Regions from separate parts of the Homo sapiens genome. Here region 1 is linked to region 2. A link is a contact called in ENCODE Hi-C data. All regions are on one chromosome and are shown on one strand. The core of a region is the stretch at or near the end of the contact, and the rest is flanking DNA. Distances in the headings are between cores, read along the strand shown. Region 1 holds the start of CNOT3 (CCR4-NOT transcription complex subunit 3). Region 2 holds the start of PPP6R1 (protein phosphatase 6 regulatory subunit 1).

Region 1 (2,921 bases), core at 299-2,798, 1.1 Mb before region 2:
ATTTTCGCAAGCATTCCTCCTCCCCCTTGCCTCAGACCATTCTGATGCGGGTGGTGCTGAACGGCTCCATCCTCCTTCACGTTCACCTCTCCCTGGGATTTATCTTACTTTCCACCACCTAGACAGGAAGGGGCGAATCTGGCTTCCCATCTCGGTTGTGTGACCCTGGGCAAATGCCTCCCAGTTCGTGGAAGTCTCAGTGTCTAGTTAAGTTTTCAATCACAAGTCATTCCTCACATTCATTCATCTATTCCTTTGACAAATGGTTACTGACTACTTCCTGCGTGCTAAGTGCTGGAGATGCAAAATCCAGACAGGGAAACCGAATAATTACGAAAATGACGGTAGACGTACAAAAATAAATCCTAACGAACAAGGCGCGCAGGAGCGCTCCGCCCGGGAGGGAGGTCAGGGAAGTTTTCTCTCCAAGAAGACAACAGAGCTGAGACCTGAAACGAGCAGGCATTAGGGAGCCACCCGTCTCCTCTGTACCTTCTGCAGCGTCCTCAACACACTAAGGAAGCGGAGACGCAGAGGAGAATGACTGTCCCACCATCTGGTCGCCTAACCAGGCAGGGGCAGGACAAAAACTCCATGCCTCACGCTTCCCAACCAATTCTGCTATGCACGGTGCCAGAGACTTAAAGCAGTGTCTCTGGTCCCTTTCTTCTTTCACTCAGCAAATAATGAATTTCAGAGATGTGCCAACATAGAGGCACTTGGAGAAAGACGAGGCAGCTGAGAGGGAAGCTGCTTACCTGGCCGGGACGCAACGGTTGCGACCAAGTCCCACTTCTGCCAGCTACATACACCCTCTTTCACACGCTCTACGAGCAGCTACCGCCCACTCGCCACGCTATTGGTCCAACTAGCATGAATGATAACTTTTAGGGCCAACGAAGAAAAAGGGGTGGACTTTCTTGCCCAGCTCCTCCCACTTGGCCCTGTGGCTGTTTTGATTGGCAGATGACTTCGGCTCGGCCCCCGCTTTAAAGGCACCTGTCTGTCTCCCATTAGGTACGCGGCCCCTAACGCCCACACTCCATGCCTTCCTCCGCTTTCCCCACCCACTTCCAGGACCAACCAATGACTTCAAGGCAGAATATGCCCCCGCAACCAATTAAAAAGAGCTCTAAACTTGACGGACGACTTCCCGCCCCTGGACTGTCGTAGCTCCTCCCCCAGACCAATTGTTTTAAGAGAGGGGGGCGGATACATCCAATCAGCACGACACAGGTCTCTTGATTGACGTTCGGGTCCTCGCGCTGGCGTGTTGTGCCCTGAGGCGGGAGGAGGAGGAGGAGCGGGGAGGAAAACCTGAGCCAATCCTAGCAGCCTGCGCGGGAGGCCAATCGAACGCCGCGCCTTGGAGCGATCACCCAATCCGCGAAAGGGGGCAGGGCGCATCCCTGCCAGGAACCAATAGAAAGCCTCCAAGGGTCAGGAGCGACGTTCAGCGGGAGCAATGACTGGCCTATATTCGGGACTCGGGGGCGGGTCGGCGCCAGAGACGAGAAGAGAGGAGGGGAGGCCTCCTCCGCCGCCGCCATCTTGGACCGGGCCCGGTCAGCTTCCGCGGAGCCATCGGCAGACGCCGCGGCCTCCCTTGAGCCCCGACCCCCGTCGTCAGAACAACCCCGGGCCCACTCCCCCAACCCCACTTCCGCTTCGCGCCGCTATCGCGATAGCGCCCGGGCCCGGGGCGCGAGAAAAAGGCGGCGGGCGCTCGCCTCCCCCGCCTGTCGCGATACGCTCCTCAGCGGCGGCGCCAGCTCCTGTGGTGAGAGCGTCAGGCTCGACTGGGCCGGACCCCTTCCCTTCCTCCCCCCGGCGCCATCGGCCGCCCTCCCCGCCGCCTCCCGCCCTGGCGACACCGCCGTCTGTCGCGACATGGCCTCCCCTCGCCTGCCCCCTGCCGCCGCCTCTGCAGCGCGGGGCTCCCGGCGGGGGGCGGCTCCCTCCCTCTCGCCCTCCCGTTCCTGCGCCTCTTTCACGTTCCTCAGCGCCTCCCGGGGGTCCTTCCGCGACCCGGACCCCGGGCCCCGCCCGCCGCCGCCTCCCCGCGTGGCATCGCGTCGGGCCCCCCGGTAGGGGTGTGAGGGTGCGAAGCCTCCCGGGCGCGAGGTGCCCGCCCCTCTCCGCGTCGGTATTGGCTCCTGGCTGGAAGGATGGAGGCGCCCCTGGTCCCAGGTGCCCGCCCTCTCGGGGCTCAGGTGCCTGCCCCCCTCGGCCTCGGTCCTTCGCGTTGTGGGGCAGCCTCCGCGCCGGGGCTTCTCCCTCGACGGTGGCGGGGAGGGGGGGTGGTGGTCGGGACGAGGACCCCAGCTGGGTGGGGGAGTCACCCTTCCCAGGACCGAGGCCGCCCTCCGCATCCCTCCTCACTGCTCCCGGGAGCGCAGCCTCCCCTGGATCTCAGGTTCCAGCTGCCCGTCTGTATCGGATGGGAGCCTCTTGGGAGAGGAGTGGAGGAGAAACTCCCCGTTAGTTGGAGCCTTTGCCGAAGTTTCCACCTCTGTAGTCTGCAGCTCTTCCCTCTCATAGCGAGTAGCGCCCTGGGTGGCTCCAGCCTCGCCATCCCGCTGCACTGGGCGCCTGCCTTTTTGGGGGAGTTTGGCTTTCCCCCACCTGGGGTACAGGACCGTCCTCAGTGTGGCCCACGTCTGGTCTCAGCTCTCACACTTCTTTGATCCTGGCGTCTGCCCCTGGCTTTGCAGCCTTGAACTCCCCTGCATCGTGACTCTCCGACCTTCTGGGTGTGGGCGTCTCCCAGTGATATCAGGACCACTGTGGTCTTGTTGCTGGGGGCTGCTGGGATCCCCTGGCGCTCAGGTGCCTGGTGAAAGACACTAAGCCGCCACGCTGTCCATGTTAGTGAGCTCCCACTGCGGGCAGCACCAGCCCCTCTTTCTGAGCAGTCCCTG
Region 2 (2,777 bases), core at 153-2,652:
CCTACTCATCCTTCCTAGACAGAAAAAGCCGTCCGTCCAGTCAGTCTCACCAGTGCCTCCCGCTCTGTGGCCCCCTGCAGCTCCCTAAGTCACCTCGATCACGACACGCAGGAATTGTGACTGTCCGGCTCTGCCTTTGTACCCCCTCCAGGGACCGGCCCCACCTCCAGGGCAGGGCCTAGGGCTGATGCCCCCTCCTCGGTGCCCAGCGCCAGGCTCCCTGCCTGCCCTCAGCAGGCTTCATCTCACTGAAGCAGGCCCGAGTGGTGGCTGCTCCAGAGAAGCCCCGCTCCCAGGTCCCTCGCACAAGAAGCCGGAGGCGGGAGAGGGTCGGTCAAGGTGAAAACAAGCCCCGCTCCTCCAGTCCTGAGCTCCGGGGATCTAAGGAGGCTGCGCCACGGAAGAGGTGGCGGGGCAGAGATCGGGGCGAGAGGGAAGGGTGTAAGCAGGCAAAGTCCAGGGTAACCAGGGAGAAAGACTCCTGGGGGGCCGGGGAACCGGCCAGAGAGGCAAGAGAGCGGAGCTGAGGCTCAGGGACTGGGGAGCGCAGCTGCAGAGAGCGAGTGGGAAAAGGCCGAGAGCAAGAGACTGAGACTAGGGTGGCGGCGGAGCTGAGGTGAAGAGATTAAGAGACTGGGGAGGGTCGAGGGGGAAGAAACGGGGTGCCGTGGAGAGGAAACCCGAAGGAAGGAGGGAAAGGATCCGAAGCAGAAAAGACCCGCGGGGGTCCCGAGAGGGAAAAGCCTGAGGGGACGCGGAGAGGGGAAGACGTGGGCGCCTGGCCCTGGAGAGAGAGGGTCGGGCGACGCGGGCCGCTCACCTGCGAGGGGGGGCGGCGGCTCCTCGCACTCGGGGCTCATCGGGGCGCCCCCCCCCGCCCCGCCGCCGGCGGCTCCGGCCCCTGCTGCGGGGCCCGGTGAGTGGGGGCGGGGGCGGCGTCGGGGACTCGCGCAGGCGCCGGGGCTCGCGGGGTCCGCGCAGGCGCCCGCGGGTCGTGGGGTCCTCGCGCGCCGGGTCCTGCAGAGTTGAGGGGGTCAGCGCCGGGTGGAGTTGCCGACGGGCGGGGGGCGTCACTAGTCCGCGTAGGCACCTCCGGGGTCCGCAGGCGAGGTGGGCGTGCGGGCCGAGGCGGGTTGGCGAGCCGGGTCGCGAGGCCCACGCAGGCGCCTCAGCCGGGAAGACGGGGGAAGTTGCCCCGGTTTCCACAGTCCAACCGAGCGCCCCACGGGAGGGGAAGGCGACCTCCTCCGCGGTCCAAACGGGCCGCAGAGCCGAGCAGCGACCGACGGAAGCCGAGGCCTACTTCCTTAACCACCCCTTCCCCAAAGCCGCTCAATCTCCGGGCTCTGCGGCCGGCCTCAGGGCCTCCGACGCCCGGCTCCCTCCGCCACTATCCCACAATCCCCCTAGCGCAGGACGACGCAGGAGGCCCCGCCCTCCCGCGGCTGTGTTGGTGCGCAGGTGCGGGGGGCGGGGTGCACGCCTGGGCGGTGCAGTGCGCGTGCGCCCGGGCGCTCCCGACACCGCCCACTCTTGAACCCCGCCGCCGCAGACGCGCTTGCGCCCGTTGGTGCCAACGGTCTGCCCCGGAATAAACCCAGACAGCTCAGTGAGCCGCAGCTGCGCACCGGCTCCGTTCCAAGGCCCCGTGAATATTCCGCTCCAGGATTTCCCTTCCCACTCGCTCCGTTTGGAAATCCGTTCGCTGTTCTGTCTCCTCTAATCATAGTGGAGCTTTGGCTCCAGGGTCGGGCTCTTGCGAAATCCAGACCTGGTTTTCGCTCCAGCCAAAGCCAGGCGCCTTCGTTCCGTCCGGCTCTCGCGCTTAGCCGCCTCCGAGCCTCAGAGGCCCTCAGTCGTTTCCGTCTGCTGGCGATAGTCCCGGCCGGGTCGCTGGTGTTGCCAGTTCCGCCCAAAGCAGCTTCTAATAGCATCAACTGAAAGAGACCTCCTAGACCTTGTGTCTAGATTGATGAAGGTCCCTCTGGCTTTGAGCCTCGGTTTCCCCAACTTTAATAGCTCCCCTCTCTACCCATGTTAGAGGCCTACTGTAAAAATCGTGTGGGCGCGAGGAACTTTTTTGTTTTTGTTTTTGTTTTAAGACTCCGAATTGGCCGGGCGCGGTGGCTTACGCTTGTAATCACAACACTTTAGGAGGCCCGAGGCCGGAGGATGGCATGAGACCAGGAGTTGGAGACCAGCCTGGGCAACCTAGGGAGACCCCCGTCTCTACAAAAGAAAATTTAAAAAATTAGTTGGGCCTGGTGGCCCGCGCCTGTGGTCTCAGCTATTCGGGAGGCTAAGGCAGGAGAATCGCTTGAGCCGAGGCTGCAGTGAGCCGGATTGCACCACTGCACTCCATCCTAGGAGACAGAGCGAGAACCTGTCTCAAAAACAAAGGGCCCAGCGTGGTGGCTCACGCCTGCCTGTACTTGAGCTCAGGAGTTCAAGACCCCACGCCTATAATCCCAGCACTTTGGGAGGCCGAGGTGGGCGGATTGCCTGAGCTCAGGAGTTTGAGACCAGCCTGGGCAACACAGTGAAACCACGTGTCTACTAAAATACAAAAAATAGCCGGACGTGGCGGTGTGCGCCTGTAATCCCAGCTACTCAGGAGGCTGAGGCAGGAGAATTACTTGAACCCGGGAGGTGGATGTTGCAGTGAGCCCAGATCAGGCCACTGCACTCCAGCCTGGGTGACAGAGCGAGACTCCGTCTCGAGAAAAAAAAAAAAAAAAAAAAAGAGCAAATTCACCCCTCCTTTGCCCTCTTTGTTC

What was found. Hi-C counts contacts between places; a loop is a spot of excess contacts on that map. Pooled maps may share reads with other maps.
Region 1: a loop to region 2 is called in a pooled map, with 12 times the contacts of the local background. The contact joins the promoter of CNOT3 here to the promoter of PPP6R1 in region 2. A Hi-C loop is called at or near these places in 2 of 37 single-sample maps with no recorded cell type and 13 of 50 pooled maps.

What each region holds. Positions count from the first base shown.
Region 1 is chr19:54,136,214-54,139,134 of GRCh38, forward strand. It overlaps CNOT3 (CCR4-NOT transcription complex subunit 3), which reads left to right and starts at 1,549. Exons shown (of 18, transcript NM_014516.4): 1 at 1,549-1,780.
Region 2 is chr19:55,257,615-55,260,391 of GRCh38, forward strand. PPP6R1 (protein phosphatase 6 regulatory subunit 1) reads right to left here and starts at 1,403. Exons shown (of 24, transcript NM_014931.4): 1 at 821-1,403. RefSeq lists enhancers at 651-1,625, 1,631-1,830, 1,861-1,910, 1,991-2,040 and silencers at 861-920, 1,091-1,190, 1,321-1,600, 1,507-1,801.